Regions from separate parts of the Homo sapiens genome. Here region 2 is linked to region 1. The links are chromatin contacts, found by Hi-C in ENCODE. All regions are on one chromosome and are shown on one strand. The core of a region is the stretch at or near the end of the contact, and the rest is flanking DNA. Distances in the headings are between cores, read along the strand shown.

Evidence for each region. Hi-C counts contacts between places; a loop is a spot of excess contacts on that map. Pooled maps may share reads with other maps.
Region 2: a map of naive thymus-derived CD4-positive, alpha-beta T cell shows a loop between it and region 1 (8-fold over the local background). The contact joins the promoter of TMEM135 here to the promoter of ME3 in region 1. A Hi-C loop is called at or near these places in 2 of 168 maps with a recorded cell type or tissue (naive thymus-derived CD4-positive, alpha-beta T cell and transverse colon) and 7 of 50 pooled maps.

Annotation. Positions count from the first base shown.
Region 1 is chr11:86,671,091-86,674,348 of GRCh38, reverse strand. It overlaps ME3 (malic enzyme 3), which reads left to right and starts at 1,733. Exons shown (of 15, transcript NM_001161586.3): 1 at 1,733-2,025; 2 at 2,391-2,587. The coding sequence starts at 2,405.
Region 2 is chr11:87,036,375-87,039,632 of GRCh38, reverse strand. TMEM135 (transmembrane protein 135) reads right to left here and starts at 1,699. Exons shown (of 15, transcript NM_022918.4): 1 at 1,447-1,699. The coding sequence starts at 1,587. It overlaps LOC105369422 (a long non-coding RNA gene), which reads left to right and starts at 1,838. Exons shown (of 5, transcript XR_007062827.1): 1 at 1,838-2,009. RefSeq lists a silencer at 1,678-2,067 and an enhancer at 1,724-2,224.

The DNA of each region.
Region 1 (3,258 bases), core at 484-2,983:
TATGTTCGCTTGTTTGGAAACCTTTGTTGTTTACATCCTGGTTTCAAATGACTAAAGTTACCTATTAGATATCCTCCAGGGGAGGGAAAGGTCATTGTATTCAGCAAGGGCAAACTGGTTCAACAATCAATTTCCAAATATTTGCATGCACTAGATACCAAAGATGGAAACACACATGATCTCTGCCCCCCAAAGATGTTGACTGGTGGGAAGAAGTGCCAATATAAAAATAGTGTTGAAAGGATTTAGTTAATACTATTGGTTGCACACAATCACACATCTGACACAAACTGGTTTAAGGCAGAAAAAAAGATCATTTATAAGCTTATGTAAATATGCAGTCCAAGAGTAAACCTGACTTCAGGGATGTAAACCCTACTGGATGAGAATCTTCATGGATGGGGCCTGGAAAGCTGTATTTTTGCCCCATCCTTATTTCCTACCAGGTAATTGTAATTCTGTTTTGGAAATAACTATTTTACGTAGATCATTCAAGTTGAAAATTAGATATTACACAGGGAGGAGAGAGACTGCAGGAGGAGACGATTATTCCTGAAGGGATGAGGGAATCCTGAACTCAGGCAGGAGCACCCCTTAGCACATTATGGGCCATGATGTCTGCTTGGTACTTACAACGGGGCTAATGCTGGCACCGGGAGCTTTGAAGGGGTGTCAGCAGAGGACCGTGCCAACTGTCTGTCAGTAAGTCTAAGGGTTCACGATCCTTATGAAAGTGGCTGCCACTTCCCTTCACCTAACAACTATTTATTGTGCAACTACATACCAGGCAGTGAGCTAGGCAGTGAGGACACACAGGTTCACAGGCAAAGAGCCTCTCTTCATGAAGCTTACATTCTAGACAGGAGATAGTCAGTAAACAATCAGAAAAACAAGCGCGCTACTGACTGTGTTAAGTTCTCTAAAGAGAAAAACCCCTTCACTCTATAGTTCCTAGTGCAGGCTGACATTGAATGGGATAGAGGAAAGGCCTTCGAGTTGACAACTTAGTGGAGAACTGAGAGGTGGGAATGAAGTAGTGGTTTGCAAGGCTGGAGTATGAGCCTTCCAAGGAGAGGCAATAGCAAGTGCAAAGGCCCTGCAGTGGGAGGGAACCAAGTGGGGTGAAGACACAGGAAGGATCAAGTATGGCCAGAGATCAGTGAGAAGGAAAGAGTAGAGTAGGATAAGTCTGAAGAGGCTGGCAAGAGCCAGTTTATGGGAAATCTTGTAGGCCCTGAAAGTTTGGATTTTATTCCACACACAACAAAGTGTTTGCTTTAAAAGGAATCTCCTGACTACTGTGTGGAGAAAGTATAAAATTAAGTTTGGGGCTAGATGGACCCCAAGATCCCTGTCTGGCCCCAATAACCCATGGCAAACTCCATGGGGTCCTCAGAAGTCCTCTTAGTAACTGTGGCTCCTATGTCAATGATGCTTAATAGAAGTATCCGCAAAAACAGAAATGTTCTGTATCTGCATACAAGTGGCTCTTGAACTGGAAATGTGGCTAGCGTGACTGCAGAACTGGATGTTAAATTTTATTCTATATAGACTAATTTATTTACGTTTATATAGCCACACGTGGCGAATGGCTATTATATTGGACAGCACAAGGCAACACTGAGCACCGAATGCCTGAGGATTTCTACTCCAAATCCTGAAGGCACGCCCTTCCCCGAATGTTGGGAGAGTGCGAGGATATGCTGACCCCCAAACGCAAATCCCCCTCTGTGCATTTAGTCTTGCCAAGATGGAGAGTCTCAGGCGGGCATTCTGAGCTGCTTCTTGTCACTGGGGAAAACCACGTGCACGCAGTGCTGAGGCGCCCCACGCGCGTCCTCAGGGGAAGCCAGGCACTGAGAACAAAGGTTGTGGGACCGCTCTTTGAGGAACTCACCAGCTCCGCGAGCTCGCGGCCGCCAGCGCGGTCCACCCATTGGCGGGAGAGGACTCACAGACCGCAGCTCCTCACCCCGCCTGCTCCGCAGCGGGACCGCGTAGACCTCAGCTCCCCGAGCAGCGCAGGTGGGCCAGGGAAGGAGAGGACCGAGGCAAGCCACCACGCGGGATTAGGGGTACGGGGACCCCTCGCCGCGCAGTCGCCTCTTTTTCACAGGGATGGGGGCAGGGGTGGCGCCGGCTGTCACCCGCACCGGATCTGCTTCCAGGGCTTGGTTTCGCTTTGCCTGGCTCTTGGCTAGGCCTGGCGCCCCGCGCGGAGCCGAGCAGGTGGCAGCCGAGGAGTGGCGGGGGCTGGAACATTTAACCCTTTGGGAGCACCTGCCCTCTCCCAGAGGGCGCGTCCCCGGATCAGGCCCGGTGCCCCGCAGCGCGCGTGGGTCCTGGCTGGCTGGAAGGAGGCCCTGACCTTGCTTTCTCTCCCGTGCCAGGTCTGCCAAGGACCATGGGTGCCGCGCTGGGGACAGGCACGCGGCTGGCTCCCTGGCCGGGCCGGGCCTGCGGCGCCCTCCCGCGCTGGACACCCACCGCGCCCGCCCAAGGCTGCCACTCCAAGCCTGGCCCGGCGCGCCCTGTGCCCCTGAAGAAGCGCGGATACGATGTCACCAGGAACCCTCATCTCAACAAGGTAATGGGCCAGAGGGCAGGACGGCCCGCGTTGCGATCCCGTGGCTGCCGGAAAATTGCGCCCCGCCCCCTGGACCCAGAAAGGATCCTCCCGGGCGCCCTTCCAGCGGTTTTTCTGTTTTTGCCTTGCAGGGGCTTGTTGTGACTTGGTTTGGCTTTCTTGTCCCTCCTCTCCCTTTTATGCGTGGAGAGAGGCGACCAGTAATGCAGGGAGCCTAATTTCTTCTGCAGTAACAACACAGACCAGGTTTAGATCCTCGCGGTCAGTCTGACCTGCGGTCAGCTCTCCCCTTGATGCTTACTAATTTTATTGGTCTTGGGCAGTTCATTTAACCTACATGAGCCTAGGTTTCCTTATCTGTAAAAGAGATATAATTGTCTTAGGAATGTCGTGAGATCTAAAGAGAAAATGCGGGTAGAAAATGGGGGTACGTTAGAACAGTGCCTGGTACCCAGTGGGAGAATAAATAAGGTTATGATTATTATTCTGAGAAAAAGATTAATTTGAGAGCAAGGATGGAAAAGTCTAGACTTATAGAAATTTTCGAGCTTGCAGGAGCATTAGAGATCCTAGTTTAAACCTCTTCTTTTACAAAAAACAAGACAAAGGAAACTTGCCCAAGGTCACCAGCTAGTTAGTTCTGGCTCTGCCACTGGAATCCAGATCTCCAA
Region 2 (3,258 bases), core at 450-2,949, 370 kb before region 1:
GCGCCACTGCACTCCAGCCAGAATGGCAATACAACAAGGCCCTGTATCCAAAAATAAAAAGAAAAATTCTGAGACATAGACTGGCCACAGTGAATGTGGAAAAGCAGATAAACATGAATCTTTGCCAAAGAAAATCAAGGAAAAAATTTCCAGCTCCAATAACAATTACTGGCCTCTACTCTAGATCTTTATTATTCAAAGTGCAGCCCCCACCATCAGCATTACCACGAGTTTGTTAGGAAAGCAGAGGTTCAGGCCCCACCAGGACCTAATGAATTAGAACCCCCATTTTAACATAATCCTCAGAGGATTCCTAACATACATGAAAATGTGAGAAGCATCAGTCTATACAATAAAAATGAAATGGGTGCCTGCAACCTCAAACAAAGTCATCACCTTCTCCTGTGTTATCTCTGAAATACATAATCAGACTTTTCAAGAAGTACTACAGATACAGCCATGACACACTTTCAGGAACATTAGGGTATAAATCTAAATTACTTCAATGAGAAATAATAATTGATCATCTGCTGAATATTGAAACTTTTAGAAGACATACAAAAAATATGATCTGTCTTCTTAGGACACAAACTGTAAGGCAAGAAAATGAGACAATGCACTTCAATGGCCAAAGTAATAATAAATCTTTAATATCAAGGATAAGATTATTGAAAAAAAGATTTTGCGGAGAACATTTAAGAGCATCTTTAATAGTCCTCAGTGTTACATATACATACTGCCAAATATTCCCTATTAATTGCCCTGTATGTAAAGTTGTGTAACAGAAGGTCCTAGGTGACACAAAGTCAGATGTCCTAACCAAGTTCACTGACTGAAAGACTGGCATCACCCTTTAAATCACCACACACAATCTCAACCCAGGAGTCTGTTCTGTGAACTTGCAAAAACACTTGCAAAACCCCCAAATCACAATCCTGTCATCTCAAAACTGAGTCAAGATCTGAGGCCACAGGGACTTAGGGCCAAATATGCCTTCTTCATTAAAAAAAAAAAAAAAAAAAAGCAAAATAAAACAGGGGAAACTAGATGAGGAAAGATTGCAGGTCCTTCTCATAGCCTCGCTGACCTACAAATACCTCTCCATCACAAGGCAGGCCAGAGGAAAATAAGGCTGGTCTTTGAATTAACGTTTTTAAGTGTCCTAAACTTAATTCTAAAAGTTGGGAGCCATCCTCTTCCTAGCAACAGGCATTCAGATGACAGCTCAATCTCTAATTCCCCTCCTCCTTCTCCCTTGCAGGAATTGGTATATCCTTCCCTTGCGACCTCCCCCTTCCCCCTACCGACCCCCCAAAACACTCCGACCCCTCCAAAAGAGAGCCCGACACAAGGCAAGTCCCCCAGAGCCCCTCGGGAGCACCAACTGCAGCCCCCGGCCCATCTTCCAGACTAAACTCGCCCTGCGGGACGGGTGACGGGTCTCACCAAGTACAGAGGAGCATAGATCTTCAGGGACTCCTCCAGGGCGCCCCCGGTGATCTGCAGGAAGGAGACCCGGCAGGAAGGGTGCCAAGTGTGGCCGATCTCATAGCAGTTATGAGGGATGGACTTGCTGAGGGCCGCCATGACGAGGAACAGCGCGGAGAAGACAGGAGGGGGAGAGCCTGAGCCCTGCAGGGAGGGGCGCGAGAGCCCAGCCGCCAGCCTCTCGCCCGGCCAGCACTCGGAGGTGCGGAATGGAGGGGAAAGGTCACGAGAGCGGGGTTACTCTGGGCCAAAGTCCTCGGATGTTGAGCGCTCGGCGTATCGCAGCTCAAGGGGGCGGGACGCGCACCGGGGAGGCGGGGAGAGGCGGCGCGTGCGCGCTCCCTCAAGAGGGCATCCGCTGGGGCGCGTTCCCGCGCGGCGGCGCGGCTGGGTGAGCGGAGGCAGAGAGGATCTTCGCACCCAGAGCCGAGGCTGTACGCGAGGGAGCGCAGCTCGGGGACGAGCCGCCTCCCCACCCCCGCGACGCCGTGCCCGGCTCCGGGGCGCAAGCGCTATGGCAGGTGCGCAGTAGGGGGTGGCTTGGGTCAAATTGTACTTCAGCTTCCAACTGCAAGCCAAGTAGAGCGGAGGGTAGTGGAAGAAAGGGATTAAATGTCTTTGTTGGGAGCTGGTGGAGGAAGAGGGTTGCCAGAGGAATGCCTGGGACAAACGTCCTCCCCAGCACCGGGAGCTTGCCTTCCCGAGAGTCCCAGGTAATAAACAGCTAGGGCTGCCTGCTAGTTGCAACTAACTACCCCCAAGTGCTGGGCTTTCCAAGCTCTGTGATACCTGCGAAGGCTTGAAAAGTCTCAGCTATGTTCATACCCCGACCGTGTGTGGGGAAGGGCAATAGGTCATCCTGTCCAAACCTTAGGCCACGGAGCAATCCTGTCTACAGCATCTTTGATAGGTGCTTATCAACCAAACAGCACACACAGTAGAGGCGGCAGTCGTGTGTTAGAACTCAGACCTGGCTAGGGAACTTGGCCAACAATTAGCAAGACAAGGGTCCTGTGTTGCTTGAGTCATATAACCCCTCTGTCAATCTCCTCACATGTAACAAACCTGCCAGTTTCTTTGGATTTCTAAATTCCATAGTCTCTTAAAGCAGAAACGAACTACCTTTAGAAGAATTCCATTCGAATCTTCTAGTCTTCATTCATTCATCTACAAATATTTACTGAGTCATTACTATTTACCAGGCACTGTGCTAAGGAAACAAACAGAAACAAGAGAGACAAGATTTTTATTTTCACGAAGCTAGTATTCTAGAGGGAGAAGACAGAAAATAACAAAGAAAACTGAACAAGATAATATCAGATAGGTGTAGTTGTTTGAAGAAAATAAAAGAGAAATACTCAGATGAAAAGTCCAAAACAACAATGGCAAAAAGATAAAAGTATCTTTCTCTCAGGTAAAGGTAGGCAGTCCTAGAATAAAATGGTGGCTCCATAACGATTAGGGATCCCAGCCTCTTTGTGACAGTTTGCTATGCCATCTGCTACCTGTGATTTCCACCCTAACTTAGAAAATAACATGACATCAACATGCTAGCCAGGAAGACCAGCAAAAGGGGAAGAGAGGCCGGGCGCGGTGGCTCACACCTGTAATCCTAGTACTTTGAGAGGCTGAGGCGGGTGGATCACTTGAGGTCAGGAGTTTGAGACCAGCCTGGCCAACATGGTGAAACCCTGTCTCTACTAAAAATACAAAAATTTGCCAGAAATGGTGACACGCTCCTGTAATCGTAGCTACTCAGGGACTGAGGCA